Regions from separate parts of the Homo sapiens genome. Here regions 1, 2, 3 and 5 are each linked to region 4. Evidence: chromatin contacts called from ENCODE Hi-C or POLR2A ChIA-PET data. All regions are on one chromosome and are shown on one strand. The core of a region is the stretch at or near the end of the contact, and the rest is flanking DNA. Distances in the headings are between cores, read along the strand shown.

What was found. Hi-C counts contacts between places; a loop is a spot of excess contacts on that map. ChIA-PET counts read pairs that join two places held with the same protein, here RNA polymerase II (POLR2A). Pooled maps may share reads with other maps.
Region 1: a pooled map shows a loop between it and region 4 (4-fold over the local background). The contact joins two enhancer-like sites. A Hi-C loop is called at or near these places in 3 of 168 maps with a recorded cell type or tissue (CD8-positive, alpha-beta T cell and naive thymus-derived CD4-positive, alpha-beta T cell), 3 of 37 single-sample maps with no recorded cell type and 11 of 50 pooled maps. POLR2A ChIA-PET finds 5 or more read pairs at or near these places in 2 of 52 experiments (GM12878 and IMR-90).
Region 2: a pooled map shows a loop between it and region 4 (4-fold over the local background). The contact joins two enhancer-like sites. A Hi-C loop is called at or near these places in 4 of 50 pooled maps. POLR2A ChIA-PET finds 5 or more read pairs at or near these places in 4 of 52 experiments (Panc1, WTC11, activated CD4-positive, alpha-beta T cell and 1 more).
Region 3: a loop to region 4 is called in a pooled map, with 5 times the contacts of the local background. The contact joins the promoter of FAM111B here to the enhancer-like site in region 4. A Hi-C loop is called at or near these places in 1 of 37 single-sample maps with no recorded cell type and 8 of 50 pooled maps. POLR2A ChIA-PET finds 5 or more read pairs at or near these places in 1 of 52 experiments (GM12878).
Region 5: a loop to region 4 is called in a map with no recorded cell type, with 26 times the contacts of the local background. The contact joins two enhancer-like sites. A Hi-C loop is called at or near these places in 5 of 37 single-sample maps with no recorded cell type and 3 of 50 pooled maps.

The regions. Positions count from the first base shown.
Region 1 is chr11:57,783,831-57,786,530 of GRCh38, forward strand. All of the region lies in intron 1 of CTNND1 (catenin delta 1), which reads left to right. The region is part of intron 2 of TMX2-CTNND1 (TMX2-CTNND1 readthrough (NMD candidate)); the gene reads left to right. Among named protein-coding and RNA genes, the nearest start is that of CTNND1, 23 kb to the left of the region's middle. RefSeq lists an enhancer at 426-926. Within about 2 kb of position 1,406, at least 4 of the 41 ENCODE cell types and tissues checked have a DNase peak (open chromatin) inside an H3K27ac peak, as active enhancers do; they include GM12878, where a contact is called at or near this core.
Region 2 is chr11:57,678,261-57,680,960 of GRCh38, forward strand. The region is part of intron 2 of ZDHHC5 (zDHHC palmitoyltransferase 5); the gene reads left to right. Among named protein-coding and RNA genes, the nearest start is that of ZDHHC5, 11 kb to the left of the region's middle. Within about 2 kb of position 1,316, at least 2 of the 41 ENCODE cell types and tissues checked have a DNase peak (open chromatin) inside an H3K27ac peak, as active enhancers do.
Region 3 is chr11:59,105,986-59,108,685 of GRCh38, forward strand. FAM111B (FAM111 trypsin like peptidase B) reads left to right here and starts at 1,252. Exons shown (of 4, transcript NM_198947.4): 1 at 1,252-1,311; 2 at 2,683-2,700. LOC105369315 (a long non-coding RNA gene) reads right to left here and starts at 740. Exons shown (of 3, transcript XR_007062680.1): 1 at 1-740. RefSeq lists enhancers at 1,141-1,230, 2,371-2,420.
Region 4 is chr11:58,522,985-58,525,684 of GRCh38, forward strand. No RefSeq gene overlaps it. Among named protein-coding and RNA genes, the nearest start is that of OR5B21, 16 kb to the left of the region's middle. RefSeq lists a silencer at 1,612-1,906. Within about 2 kb of position 1,312, at least 17 of the 41 ENCODE cell types and tissues checked have a DNase peak (open chromatin) inside an H3K27ac peak, as active enhancers do; they include GM12878, where a contact is called at or near this core.
Region 5 is chr11:59,215,581-59,218,280 of GRCh38, forward strand. No RefSeq gene overlaps it. Among named protein-coding and RNA genes, the nearest start is that of MPEG1, 4.0 kb to the left of the region's middle. Within about 2 kb of position 1,336, at least 14 of the 41 ENCODE cell types and tissues checked have a DNase peak (open chromatin) inside an H3K27ac peak, as active enhancers do.

The sequences.
Region 1 (2,700 bases), core at 156-2,655, 740 kb before region 4:
AATGTTATGTAATACAGTTCTGTAGTGTTACAGGTGCTATATTTTGTTGATTAGTATTCTGCAGTAGGAGGCTTGGTATGCTATTTATTTATTTATTTACGTATTTATTTTTGAGACAGGGTCTTACTCTGTCGCCCAGGTGGCAATGTAGTGATTGTGGCTCACTGTGGTCTGGACCTCCTAGACTCAAGCAATTCTCCCACCTCAGCCTCCTGAGTAGCTGGGACTACAGTGTGCACCACCATGCCCAGTTAATTTTTGTAATTTTTTTGTAGAGGTGGGGTTTTGCCATGTTGCCCAGGCTGATCTTTAAACTCCTGGGCTCAAGTGATCTGCCCACCTTGGCCTCCCAAAGTGCTGGGATTACAGGTGTGAGCCACTTTGCCCAGCCCAGTGTGCTTTTGAAAAAAGCCCTTTGCATTCCCTAGAATGGCTGGGCACAGTGGCTCATGCCAGTAATCCCTGCACTTTGGGAGGCCAAGGCAAGAGGATTGCTTGAGCCCACGAGGTCCATGCTGTAGTGAGCTGTGATCACACCACTGCACTCTAGCCAGGGCGACAAGAGCTAGATCCTGTCTCAAAAAAAAAAAAAAAAAATTCCCTAGAACGACATGGAAATGGAGTTTTGCCTGTCATTGTTTTTAGATGGAGAGCATAAATTTGTGACACTCGTTTTGTTGTTGTTGTTTTTGAGACAGAGTCTTACTCTGTCATCCAGGCTGGAGTGCAGTGGCACAATCTCGGCACACTGAAACTTTTGTCTCTTGAGTTCAAGTGATTCTCCTGCCTCAGCCTCCTGAATAGCTGGGATTACAGGTGTGTGCCAACATGCCCGGCTAATTTTTTTGTATTTTAAGTAGAGATGGGGTTTCACCATGTTGACCAGGCTGGTTTCGAACTCCTGAACTCAAGTGATCCTCCCATCTCAGCCTCCTAAAGTGCTGTGATTACAGGCATGAGCCGTGGTGCCCGGCCATGACATTGGTTTTGATTTTATAATGAATAAATAGGAAGAAAGGAGGAGAGCTGCCTTTGAGACTGGCTCTGAAGACAAAATTATTTTTGCAAAAACCCAAAGATTGGTGAACTTCAGAGTTCACATAGGCTATGGTTTTATATATATTAGCTCATTAAAACTAAACCATGAAGAGTAATAGAAATGGAAGCTTACAGGGGTTATAACTTTTCCAAGGTCTCCTAGCTAGTTTTTGGAGGAGCCAAGACTTGGACCCCCAGTCTTTTGACCCCTAATCTGGAGTTTTATTTTGTTTTTCCCTCTAAAAGTGAATAATTCCTGTAGTTTTCAGGTCTGCTGCAAATGAAAGAGGGGAGCCTGGGGAGGCTGGTTTACAAACTTCAAAAACTCCACCAACCACACCCAAGCTCTAGTCCCTGTAGTAGTAACAATATTACTGGCTTTCTGTGCGTCAAGACATTTTTCTAAGCACTTTACATGAAATGCCTCATTTAATCTTCACAACCACCCTGTGTATTTTTATTCCTCCATTTTACAAAAAAGGAAGCTGCAGTTTCGAGTGGTTGATACTTTGCCCAAAGTCATATAGCTAATAAGGATAGATCTTATACTTAAACCCAGGCAGATAACAAAGCCTATACACTTAACCTCTTAAGAATCATAATTCCAAATTGTATTTCTTTAGTCAGTTTACAGTAGAAGAAATCATTCCAGGGACTGTGCTATTGGTAGGTGATTTTTTTGTGTGTGTGTGTGTGTGGGGTACTGAGTCTAGCTCTGTCACCCATGCTGGAGTGCAGCGGCATGATCTCGGCTCACTGCAACCTCCGCCTCCCGGGTTCAAGTGATTCTCCTGCCTCAGCCTCCTGAGTAGCTGGGATTACAGGTGTGCACCACCAAGCCTGGCTAATTTTTTATTTTTAGTAGAGACGGGGTTTCACCATGTTGGTCAGGCCGGTCTCAAACCCCTGACCTTGTGATCCGCTCACCTCGGCCTCCCAAAGTGCTGGGATTACAGGCTTGAGCCACCACGCCCGGCCGGTAAGTGATTTTTTTGTTTTTTGGACCTCCTATCTGGTTAGCACTGTCTAGTTGTTTGGTCCTTCTGGGTATTTGATTTAATTTAACTTCTTTTGGTTGGGAGTTCTTACAGACGAGACTGAGTTTTTATCATTATCATTGCTTGGATGAAGGATCTTTACTATGGACTATGGACTCTGGGTAATAGCAGGAATATCTTTCTAGTGTGGGTGGGATCCAGTAATGTAGGACTTAATGGCTTATTGAGAGTAAAACTAGGTATTCTCAGAAAATCTAGTCTTAAGGGGGAATAACAAGTTTCACTTTATGTTTCCTCAACCCCCTGACTTCAGGAATTCTTTGATTTTTTTTTTTTTTTTTTGGTGAGAGGAAATGTAGTCTATTTAAAAATCTAAGTAAGTGGAGGCCGGCTGCCGTGGCTCACGCCTGTAATCCCAGCACTATGGGAGGCTGAGGCAGGCGGATCATGAGGTCAGGAGATCGAGACCATCCTGGCTGACACGGTGAAACCCCGTCTCCACTAAAAATACAAAAAATTAGCCCGGTGTGGTGTCATGCACCTGTAATCCCAGCTATTCGGGAGGCTGAGGCAGGAGAATCGCCTGAACCCAGGAGGTGGAGGTTGCAGTGAGCTGAGATTGCACCACAGCACTCCAGCCTGGGCCACTAAGCGAGACTCCATC
Region 2 (2,700 bases), core at 66-2,565, 840 kb before region 4:
TCTTTTGTCTTCTGTCCACTGAATGCTCAGTATCAAGCCAGCTAGTTTAAAAAGAATTCTAGCACTTTGGGAGGCTGAGACAGGCAGATCAGGAGGTCAGGAGATCGAGACCATCCTGGCTAACACGGTGAAACCCGTTCTCTACTAAAAATACAAAAAAATTAGCCAGGCGTGGTGGTGGGCGCCTGTAGTCCCAGCTACTCGGGAGGCTGAGGCAGGAAAATGGTGTGAACCCGGGAGGCGGAGCTTGCAGTGAGCCGAGATCGCGTCACTGCACTCCAGCCTGGGTGACAGAGCAAAACTCTGTCTCAAAAAAAAAAAAAAAAAAAATTCTAGCGGCTGGGAGCAGTGGCTCACACCTGTAATCCTAGTACTTTGGGAGGCTGAGGCGGGAGGATCGCTGAGCCCAGGAGTTCGAGACCAGCCTGGCCAACATAGTGAGACCTGTCTCTACAAAAAATAAGCAAAGTCAGCTGGTCATGGTGGCATGCACCTGTAGTCCCAGCTACTTGGGAGGGTAAGGCTGAAGGGTTGCTTGAATCTGGGAGGCAATTTTAGTGAGCCAAGCATGGGTGACAGAGCGAGACCCTGTCTCAAAAAAAATGAATTCTAATAACTTTTGAATGAAGATCTTTCTCCTTCATTCTCATGTTTGTACTATGTAGCTGAAGTAACAAGGTTGGAGAGTTTCATGTGGATTACCTAAGGCCTTGCATAGAGAAGTATTAATTGAGGCAGGATTAAAATCCAAAGATTCTTGACTCCTACTTTGTGTTTCTTTCTAAGAACTTAACCATTTTTTTGTAACAGGATGCATTAGGGAGTGCTCTGAAACAGGGTTTCAGGAGTGTGGATATTGGAATCCATTCTCCCAATTTTATTTATTTTTATTTTTTATTTTATTTTGTATATATATTTTGAGACGGAGTTTGGCTTTTACGCCCAGGCTGTCGTGAAGTGGCGCGATCTTGGCTCACTGCAACCTCTGCCCCCCGGGTTCAAGTGATTCTCTTGCCTCAGCCTCCCGAGTAGCTGGGATTACTGGTGCCCACCACCACGCCCGGATAATTTTTGTATTTTTAGTAGAGACAGAGTTTCACCATGTTGGCCAGGCTGGTCTCGAACTCCTGACCTCAGGTGATCCACTTACCTTGGTGTCCCAGAGTGCTAGGGTTACAGGCGTGAGCCACCATACCTGGCCCCACTCTGCCAATTTTATTTGGTCTTGAAAACAGGAGTGCTGAATGGATGGGCAGAAGAACCCGTTCTACCTGAGATGGTATAGGTCTGGTAGTCCTGTCAATGAGTCAGCCAGCCTTCTGGGCTGTGACCACTCCCTAGGCTTTTAGAGCTTTATGATTATTGCCATAGTCTAAGGACGAGCCCCAACATCTCCTGTTCTGAGCTCTGGCCTCATCTTCCATCAAAGGCAACAGATTCAGACAGGCCACTTGGGGTGGTCACCTAGGAATCTGGCAAAGTACCATAGCAACGGAAAGCCTCTCCTTAAATCAAGCAGAATTTGGGATATGGCAAGAACGGGCTCTGCTCACACATGCCTCTCCTTGGTGGGGTGTTCCCTTATAGTGCTGATTGGAAGCAATGGTTCTGTGAATCTAGGAGCAAATATTGTCCATGAAGTTGTTATTTGCATCATTTCTAGATTCTGGCACTGTGGGGGCAGACTTTATTTTGGCAACAGATACTGGAATTCCATTCCAGGATTACACACTTTATCTGGACCAAGTTGATATCCAGAAGGTTGTAGGGTAAAGTTCATCATCCAGGGATAGGTTGGCAGGATCCCCAAGAAACTGAGTTGCTTTGCCTAAAAATGAAACTGGCTGGGCATGGTGGCTCATGTCTGTAATCCCAGCACTTTGGGAGGCTGAGGCGGGCAAATCGCTTTGAGCTCAAGAGTTGAGTCCAGCCTGGGCAACATGGTGAAACCCTGTCTCTACAAAAAATTAGCCGGGCGTGGTGGTGTGCATCTGTAGTCCCAGCTACCCAGGAGGCTGGGGTGGGAGGATCACTGGAGCTCAGGAGTTTGAGGCTGCAGTGAGCTGTGATCTTGCCACTACACTCCAGCCTGGGCAAGAGAGCGAGACCCTGTCTCAAAAAACAAAACTGAAGAAAGAGTCGAGTCAGAAAGATTGACATGGGCCTGCAGGAGGTTTCATATCTTGTTCTTACTCTCATTAGTTTCTCTCAGAGATGGAAACTAAGGTGAATATTTCTTTCAGAAGCTCAAGAGGCCACAGTGGCCAGTTGTAGGAATGAGACTTTTAAATCATGGGCACCTCAGTGTTCTAAGGATTTAATTTCTTTTTCCCTTCTAATTATCTTCCCAGGCTGTAGGAGTCAAGTGAGTCACCCTTTCTCTTCTTCCCCAGGCGGAAATTGAAGTGACAACTTAGTACTAGGGAGGGGCTCTGACCTGGATGACTGGTTTTCAGTTTCTCTCCCTCCTTCTTAAGGAACCTAGGAGGTCAGGCTTTGGGGTGAGGCGGTGCAGGAACTCTTCTTTTTGCTTATATTCCACTCCAAACCCTGCCAATGTATGGAGACATCTTTTCTGAACCAAAGAACTCACAGAGGAAGAAGCTTCCATGGGGGGCTTTCTTTGAGGATAGTATAGAACTATGACTGAAGGTCTGTTTAGTCCCTAAAATTGATGCCCTTGCTCCAGCTTCGTTATTT
Region 3 (2,700 bases), core at 2-2,501, 580 kb after region 4:
CGTGTAATTTAAGCAGTGATTTTAGGGGTCTCTGTATATTTTATATTAATTTCAGAAACATGCTCATGATTATTCCACCAAAACTATCAACTGTTACATAAACATCTGTCCTTCTATGAGTTACAAAATAATTGTCTCCATCCCCACTTAACCATCTTCTCTCCTTCTTTGAGCAACTTCTGAAAAATAACACCCAATACTGATGGCATCTCATTCTATTCAGCTTCTCAGACAGTAAGACGTTCTTTTCTTAAACAGTAAGATGTTTTCTCAAGCCCCATGCAAAGCACTTCTTTGATATCAGTTTGGGGAGGTCGTACTCTGGAGCCTTCATCCAAAGGGTAAAGTACAGCACTCAGTAATGCGCGTCCTGGGAACGAGGCCTAAGCAGTGCTGGCCACTGCCTCCTCCAGGCTGGCATTGTCTGTGTTCGCCAGCCCCGCCGCGAAGTTAGCTCATTTGTGATCAGGCCAAGTCCCTTTAGATTTCACGCAGACGCGGGTGCAGCCTGCTCTGGGACTTGAAGTCCGCTGGAGCCTGGGCCTCTGCATTATCCGGGTGGAGCTCTCTCTGCTGCTGCCGCCAAAGGATCCCGCCTGGATGCTCATCCCGCCACCGTCGCCCACCCCGCCGCTGCAGAAAGGCAGCAACTGCCACACACCTAAGCAACTTGGCGGGCTATTCGCCCTGCAGCTGCCGCCAGCGCGCGGCTCCCGCCAGCGCGCTGGCAATCAAAAGTCGGAGAAAGCGCGAAACCTCCAGGCACCTCCCACTCCGCCCAGCTACCGCGCAGCTCCTCCCTAGCCTCCACTGGGAGACAGGGGACGCCCATGAGCGGGAAAGAGCAGGGCGGTGATTGCTTAGTTTATCCTGGGACACGGGAACTGGCCGTGGACTGAGTGGTGCCGGGGAGGGGATCACTGAGACCGGGAAGGGTCATCCAGACAAATAGGGAGGGTGGGCGGGTTGGCGCGCAGTACCCTCGGCCCGGCCTTCAGACCCACCTGCGCGCGCTGCGCGCTCATCCGGTCCTTCCCTTCAATCACTGTCTGGAGTGATGATAATTGGCTTCCACAGTGGATGAGAGATGAGTCATTTACATCCAATGAGAGAAAAACAGCCTCCAGAGACTCTTCGTCCATTGGCCAGCGAGAGTGTCAGTTCCCAGGCTCCTGCCGCGCACGGGCGAGCCCTTCTAGGCGGGAAAAGTTCAGCTGAGAGATATAAAAGAGCAGTCTTTCCAGCACCTGCAAATCCAGAGCGGCGGGCACTGACGGGCACTTGCACCGTGTGGACAGACTCTCCGGTTCTGTGAGTGGTTTTTCTTTTCCCGGGTCGGACCTGGAGTTCTTAGGGGGATGGCTGACAAGGGCAGTAGGCAGAAGGACCTCAGCCCAAAGTCAAGGGGGTTTTGGATGGGGAGCTGGGCAGCCGCCCGTTGTAATTCCCTTCCCCCTGTCTCAGCTTCAAAGGCCAAGAGTTGTACTCCTGAAGAGATACTTAGAGATCATCTGGGTGTTCCTGAATCTCGAGAGGGTCGTTTGACCCTGGTGGGTCCTTTCCCTGCCCGGTGCCGTTCGCGCCCATAGAAGGAGACCAGGTTCGGTTAAGCAGAGCAGAAACTATTCACTGATCAAGGAATGGAGTAGGAGAGCTCCTGCTCAAAGTGCCTGGAGTGTAGTGTGAGGGTGCTTCTTAAGGTCTTTTAGGGCAGGTAGTTGGAAAGCAAGGATTTCTGGAAAGAGACGGGGCTTTCCAGAAACAGCTGAGTGTGGCAGTCTCCTATTTTCTGTTGCCACCCAACACTACATGTGCCTAGCAAGCTGCGTTTCTCCCCGAGGCACAGATTGAGGTATGGTAATCAGCAAGGATTCAGGTTAGGGTAGCGCTTCTAAGTTCGTTTCCCATCTTGTAGCACGGTGGTTACTGACATCCAGTCTCTGTTTCTGTAAGCAAGCACAGCTTCAAGCACAGGTTACCTTCATAGGTTCTGGGGCTTTAGGAAAGCATTGAGGTCATCCTGCGGTGACAGAGGCAGCTGTTCAAAGAACTTGGTGCGCCTTTGAGGCGGGGGTTGTGGAGTGAGGCAGGTAAAAATGCAGATTCCATAGCCACACCCCGACATACTGAATCAGAGTCTGTGAGGGTGGGATCTGGAATCCTTTTTAAAAAGCTTAGAGGAACCAATTCACACGAACAATAAAAGTTTCATCTGAGCCAAAGTCCTTAATCTAGAAATGAGGAAATGGGGATCCCTAAAAGGGTTACAGGGAGAGGGTTGGTGGAAAGTTAGACTATGACAGTTTTAGGGTGGTTCTTTCCTGGCCTTGGAAAGTTTTCTCAGCTGCTGCTCTGATCAGTACACAGCTGAATGCTTTAGGGGAACCCTCTTCATATATCCAGAGTTCCCTCTCTGTGCAGGTCTCCCACCATGTCTTTGGCCTGTGACCTCTTGTCACCTTAGTCTCTCAGCTTTGTCTCCTTAAATCTGGAATTCCTACTGGTTTTGTCTTGCTGCCCTTCCTTGCCACACTGGCCTGGAATTCCTCAAGGTAGTCTGCTAAAGTGGATTATAGGATACATTTCAATTGTCACTGTCCTTAATTGCATAATGTCCAGTTCCTTGCAAACCATTGTTTCATATGTTTTGCTCTTTTTTGTTTTGTTTTGTTTTCATACTAGGGGGAAATCCAGTCCCTG
Region 4 (2,700 bases), core at 62-2,561:
CAAAAAAGAGAATTTATTTGCTCACATAATTTCCTAGTCTATGGTTAAGATGCTGCTATGGTAGAACTGAGTGGCTCAAAAAAAGAAAACACAGCCTCTCCATTACTTGGTTCTACGTTCCACTGTGCTGGCCTCTTTCTCAGACAGCCTCCCCCAAGTGATGATAAAAATATTTATCAGCAGCAATGGGTTTTTATTATCCGCACAACTAGAATTCCAACGAATGGGAATGTTCTTTCTGAATAAATCTAGTAAAGGTCATTGGCTTTGCTGAGGTCACATGTCTATCCCTGATCCAATCACCTTCCTTCAGAAGAACAAAGTACTTTTATTGGTCAGACCTGGGACTGTACCTATTTCTGAGGCTGAGGTTAAAGTCAGCCTTGCCTAAACACATGGACCAAGAATGGGAGATGCAGTTCTTTGTGGAGAAACTAGACTGTGGGGAAAAACAGCTCAGAAATTCACTCCCCTTTCATTTCACGTCCCATCCTCAATTATATCCAATAATATTATTCAACATAGCATATCAAAGTCCAAAAACATTAAAATCCAAAATCAAATTCTCTAAGTTAAAGTTTAGAGAAAGTAAAGCCTTCTTTGATTCCTTGGTCTGTTCATTTTCAGCTTTAGGAGTTTTTCCAGTAACACCTGTGATCTGAGATATCTCTCGCTAGAATGGAGGTACTTATCCCAGGAAAAATGTTATTCCCATAATACAGTATTTATTGTGATTTAATGATATCCAAAATAGGAAGGGAAGATGGATGGCTCTCAACAGGGTGCCAGGAAGTTTATGCAATTGTCCGTAATCCATGGTCTATGAACCTAAACACAGTTAGGAGACTTCTCCCCACGGAAAATCAATTTAGGCACTATACGCTGACTATATCTAAGGTAGGGGAATGTCCTACATAAACTGTCTCCTTTCTTATAAATTTGAGACAACACTGCCTTCTGGCAAAGTTATAAATTTGCAACAAGTACAACCCAAGCACCAGCTTTTACCTGAGATTTCTTTCTTTTTTATCCTGTGGATCCCAAGAGATTTCCATTTCCCCACTGAGCTCTGTGTTCCCAGCACTTAATGTGCTGCACTGATGGTACCTAGTAACACAACCTCCACAATATTTTGGGGACAGGCAATCTCTTTTTCAGTGTCATATTTCAGTGGCTGCCACCACTGCCTTATTGAGGACGTGCTTATGCCTAAGACACTCGCCTCTAAAGGAAGCTGCTACTCTTTCTCACCTTGATTTCAGCTGCAAGATCTCCTTTTCCAGACTGCCAAACTGAAGGTGCTTTTGATGCTTCTCAGTGGTGCGCCCCTAGGGGCCCAGGAAGAGCAGTGCCACTGCCGCATGTTCCTCAGGACACCAGCATTCCTGGCTCTCTCCTCTGCCTTTGGGTTCTGTAAAGTTCTTGGACATGATCCCTCAGGATACTGACAATGCCTGCTTGCTTACCTTCTACATTACCTTGAAACTCAGAAACTCCAATATTTTCACTTTTGAACACACGAATTCAAGATTCATTGTCCTCTTCCCGCTTCTTACCAATATCCAGCTTTTAAAGTATTCACATCTCCTCCACAAAGCCCTTGTGCTTTCGGGAAACTTAGTCCTGCTTGTAACTTTGGAAATAATTCAGTTTGGTTTAAGCCAAGCTGCAGAATCCATTCCCCCAGCAAAAATTACTGGTATGTGACCTAGGCTAGACCAGTGAGGATGAATCCCAGAACTTTTGCTTGCAAATGCTCGATAAAAGCACTCTTGCTCCCCCTACTGGTTATGAAACAAGAAGCATGCGCTGGCAGCCATCCTACAACTCCAAGAAGAGTGTGTGATAGAACTTGGATGGAAAAATAATTGTTGTCTTTATCAAAGTATTACCTTGGAAGAGACTAAATTTACTTCAAAGAAAAACTGACCAAACTAATTGAGGGACTCCCCTTTGAGAATACAGTGCCAACTCTAGAGCATATTCCTTTCTATATGTTTATATTCACTGGTGGAAAATCCCTGTCCTGTGAGGGTGGGTTTTATTTTTTAAACATCCTAGAAGTTACTCAAAACCAAAAGTAAATAAGTACGTGATCAATTTTAGTAATGGCATTTCCAGGGTTTTTAAAAAGCAGAACTTTTTACTTGTGAGTAGTTTCCTTATTGCTAAAACACTGGTCCTGAAGTCAGTATCTCTTTTTGAGCAAATAAAACCACTTCCGTTCAATGTGGGAAGAAAGTGTTTTCACTTCTTAATTACATCTTAGTGAACTCTGGATTTTCTTTGACATTTAAAAATAGTTAAATTCTATTGAATCTCAAAATAGCTAATCCTTTTTAAAAAAGTTTTAGCACCTGTACATTTCTTTTTAAGGGCTAAAACTCCAAGTTTATTTTGTCAAATTGCCAAGGCAACCAAGAACATTGCCATATTAACACCTGCGTGTGACATCGTTGAGTGAAGACATTGCAAAGAGGATGTTTAAAAGTTGAATGTGTGTTCTGCATAGTCTGGCGCTCTCAGACAGCCAAACAGGATAGAGGCCAGATGGTTCCGTATCTGTGTGGCCTCCCACATATCTTACATGCATTTGGAGTTCCTATTTTATAGAATTAACTGTTGCCAATTCCTTGTAACTCTCACAACCCCCTTATTATCCATTCCAACAAAGGACATAGATATAATAAAGTTTGGCAA
Region 5 (2,700 bases), core at 86-2,585, 690 kb after region 4:
CAATTCCCAGAACTAAGGGTTCCTCTCCTTTTTAGACTATACAGGGTAACTTCTGGAAATTGGCAGTCATGGCACTGGTGGAAACATCTTTTAGCATGCGAATGCACTACAATTAGTGTATAATGAACAATGAGGATGACCAGAGTTCACTCTTGTCGCCATCTTAGTTTTGGTGGGTTTTGGCTGCCTTCTTTACTGCATGCTCTTTTATCAGAAAGATCTTTGTGATCTGTATCTGTATCTTATGCCAATCTTCTATCTCATCCCATGACTTAGAATACTTAACCCTCTGGGAATGCAGCCCAGCCTTCTTTTACCCAGCCCCTATTCGAGATGGAGTTATTCTGGTTCAAATATCTCTGACAATAATGTTATGAAAAAAAAGAATGATAAACATTCAGCATGACCCCAACTATGTACATAACTAGAGGGATGTACGCCAATGCATAGACAGTAATTACATCTGGTTGAGAGGTTTTTCTAAATTATTTTAATTTTTTCCTCTTTTCTGTGTTTTTTGAGTTTTCAACAATGAGCATGTATTTATTAACTCGAGAAATTTGTATTCAGAGCCTATTAAGTACCAAACACTGATGGGTATTGGGTAATCATCACTTTTGTGCTCAGGAAAATAACCAATGCACAACCATGTAAAAAAAAAACAAAAGAAACAGGCCAGGCAGGGTGGCTCATGCCTGTAATCCCAGCACTTTGGGAATCCGAGGTGGATGGATCACTTGAGGCCGGGAGTTCAAGACCAGCCTGGCCAACATGGAGAAACCACATCTCTACTAAAAATACAAAAAAATTAGCCAGATGTAGTGGTGACACACAACTGTAATCCCAGCTACTTGGGAGGCTGAGGCAGGAGAATTGCTTGAACCCAAGAGTTCGAGGCTGCAGTGAGCCGAGATCGTGCCACTGCACTCCAGCCTGCGAGACAGAGTGAGACTGTCAAAAACACAAACAAACAAACAAACAAAAAAACTTAGTTCTGGAATTTTTATATTCCTGAAATGACCCAAAGCCTATGGATTATGTGACTGCTGTGCTCAAGGAAGTTCTCTTTCCAGTTCTCTGGGAAACAGTGAAAGGAGAAGTGCAAATGATGGGAAATTTGGCTTAACTTAATTTTACATACCAGGAGCAGAAGAACTGCTCATAACAGTCACATATGAGGAAGTGGTGACCAGTGCATTTTACCCACAACTTTTCTGTTTTATTCTGTTCACCAGAAATTTCCTTTGCTTTTTCTTGTACTGGAATGCATATGCAGTCACATAACCTCCCCAGATGGCCACACTTGAGGAGTAATGGCCTGTGGCTAACACTGATCTCTAAAAGAAAGAGGCATCTTGTCTACAAAAACTTTGCATCTGCGTTGCTGAACGGCGATTTCACTTCCTCCAAAAAGAGGCAAGAAGGAAGTCCCACATCTGCTTTCTTTCTCTGTTTGATCCCGTGCAACCTTCTGACACCATCTCATTCAGCGCCAAACCGTGATTCATATCTGAGGTTCGCTTCTGTGTGGGCTTGGAACTAATCCAGGTGTTTCCTACTTCTGCATTTCACCTGTGGTCTAAAATGGGGAGGAAAGTCTAGTTGCATTTGCTGGGACAATTCCCTTTCAGCAGGAATCTAGGAAACCAGTGTGAAAACTGATGGTTAAATAATTACTAAGTAGATCAGAGAACTATGGCTTTTAAAGACTTTGCAGTAAACTTTGTTATGGAAAATCTGGAAAGTATCAGTGAACAAAGTGGCAGTATTTTCCTTTCTGAACAGTTGATTCCTAGCCTGACGTTTTAAGAGTTGCGTTGTCAGCTTCTTCCCCTCAGAGGCTCTTCTTTCCACCAGGATCATTTGGTGATCTGACCACAAAACTAAGAACATAGTGATTTCATGACTCCTTTTAATCTGGAGGGTGAAAACAGGAGGCCCATGTGAAGTGTTGCATATTCCCATTAAAAGCTAGGCCAGAATTTGATGGCCTAAGCCATTTCATTTCTGTTCTCTATTAGCACTCTTTTTCTTCCTCTCTCTTCCACTTTCCTTGATCCATTTTCTCATCATCAATTATTCCCCTTCTGCTCTTTTTTTTCTCTTTGGCGTTTGCAAATTTAGATTTGGAGGACACATGTCAGTGATTTGAGGTGGTACTTCCACTGGACTAAAGAGGAGCTGGTTTGAGGGTGTGAGCCTGTAGTCTCAGCTATTCAAGAAGCTGAAGCAGGAGGATCCCTTGAGCCCAGGAGTTCAAGGCCAGCCTGGCTAACATAGTGAGACACTGAAAAAAAAAAGCAAGAAAGCAGGAAGGAAGGAAGGAAGGAGGGAAGGAAGGAGGGAAGGAAGGAAGGAAGGAAGGAAGGAAGGAAGGAAGGAAGGAAGGAAAAGAAAAGAAGAGACAAGAAAAGAAAAAGAAAAACAAAAGAAAAGAAAAAGAAGAAGGACACCCTGATGTGGCAAAAGCTTAGCCCTTTTGGCCTGTAGGCTTCCACACTCCTCTTCCATGTCATGGCAGACATCACTGAGCAGTAATACCCTTGATTTCCACTGAGCCCTGAAGTTGCCTCAACATCATTCTCAACACAGTTCTCTAGGACATTCTAGTGAAAGCCTAATTCATCAATCCATTAAATAAATACTCCTTGAGCATCTGTTATTGGTCATTTGAAGAGTCTAGGAGACAGAGTAAGCCCT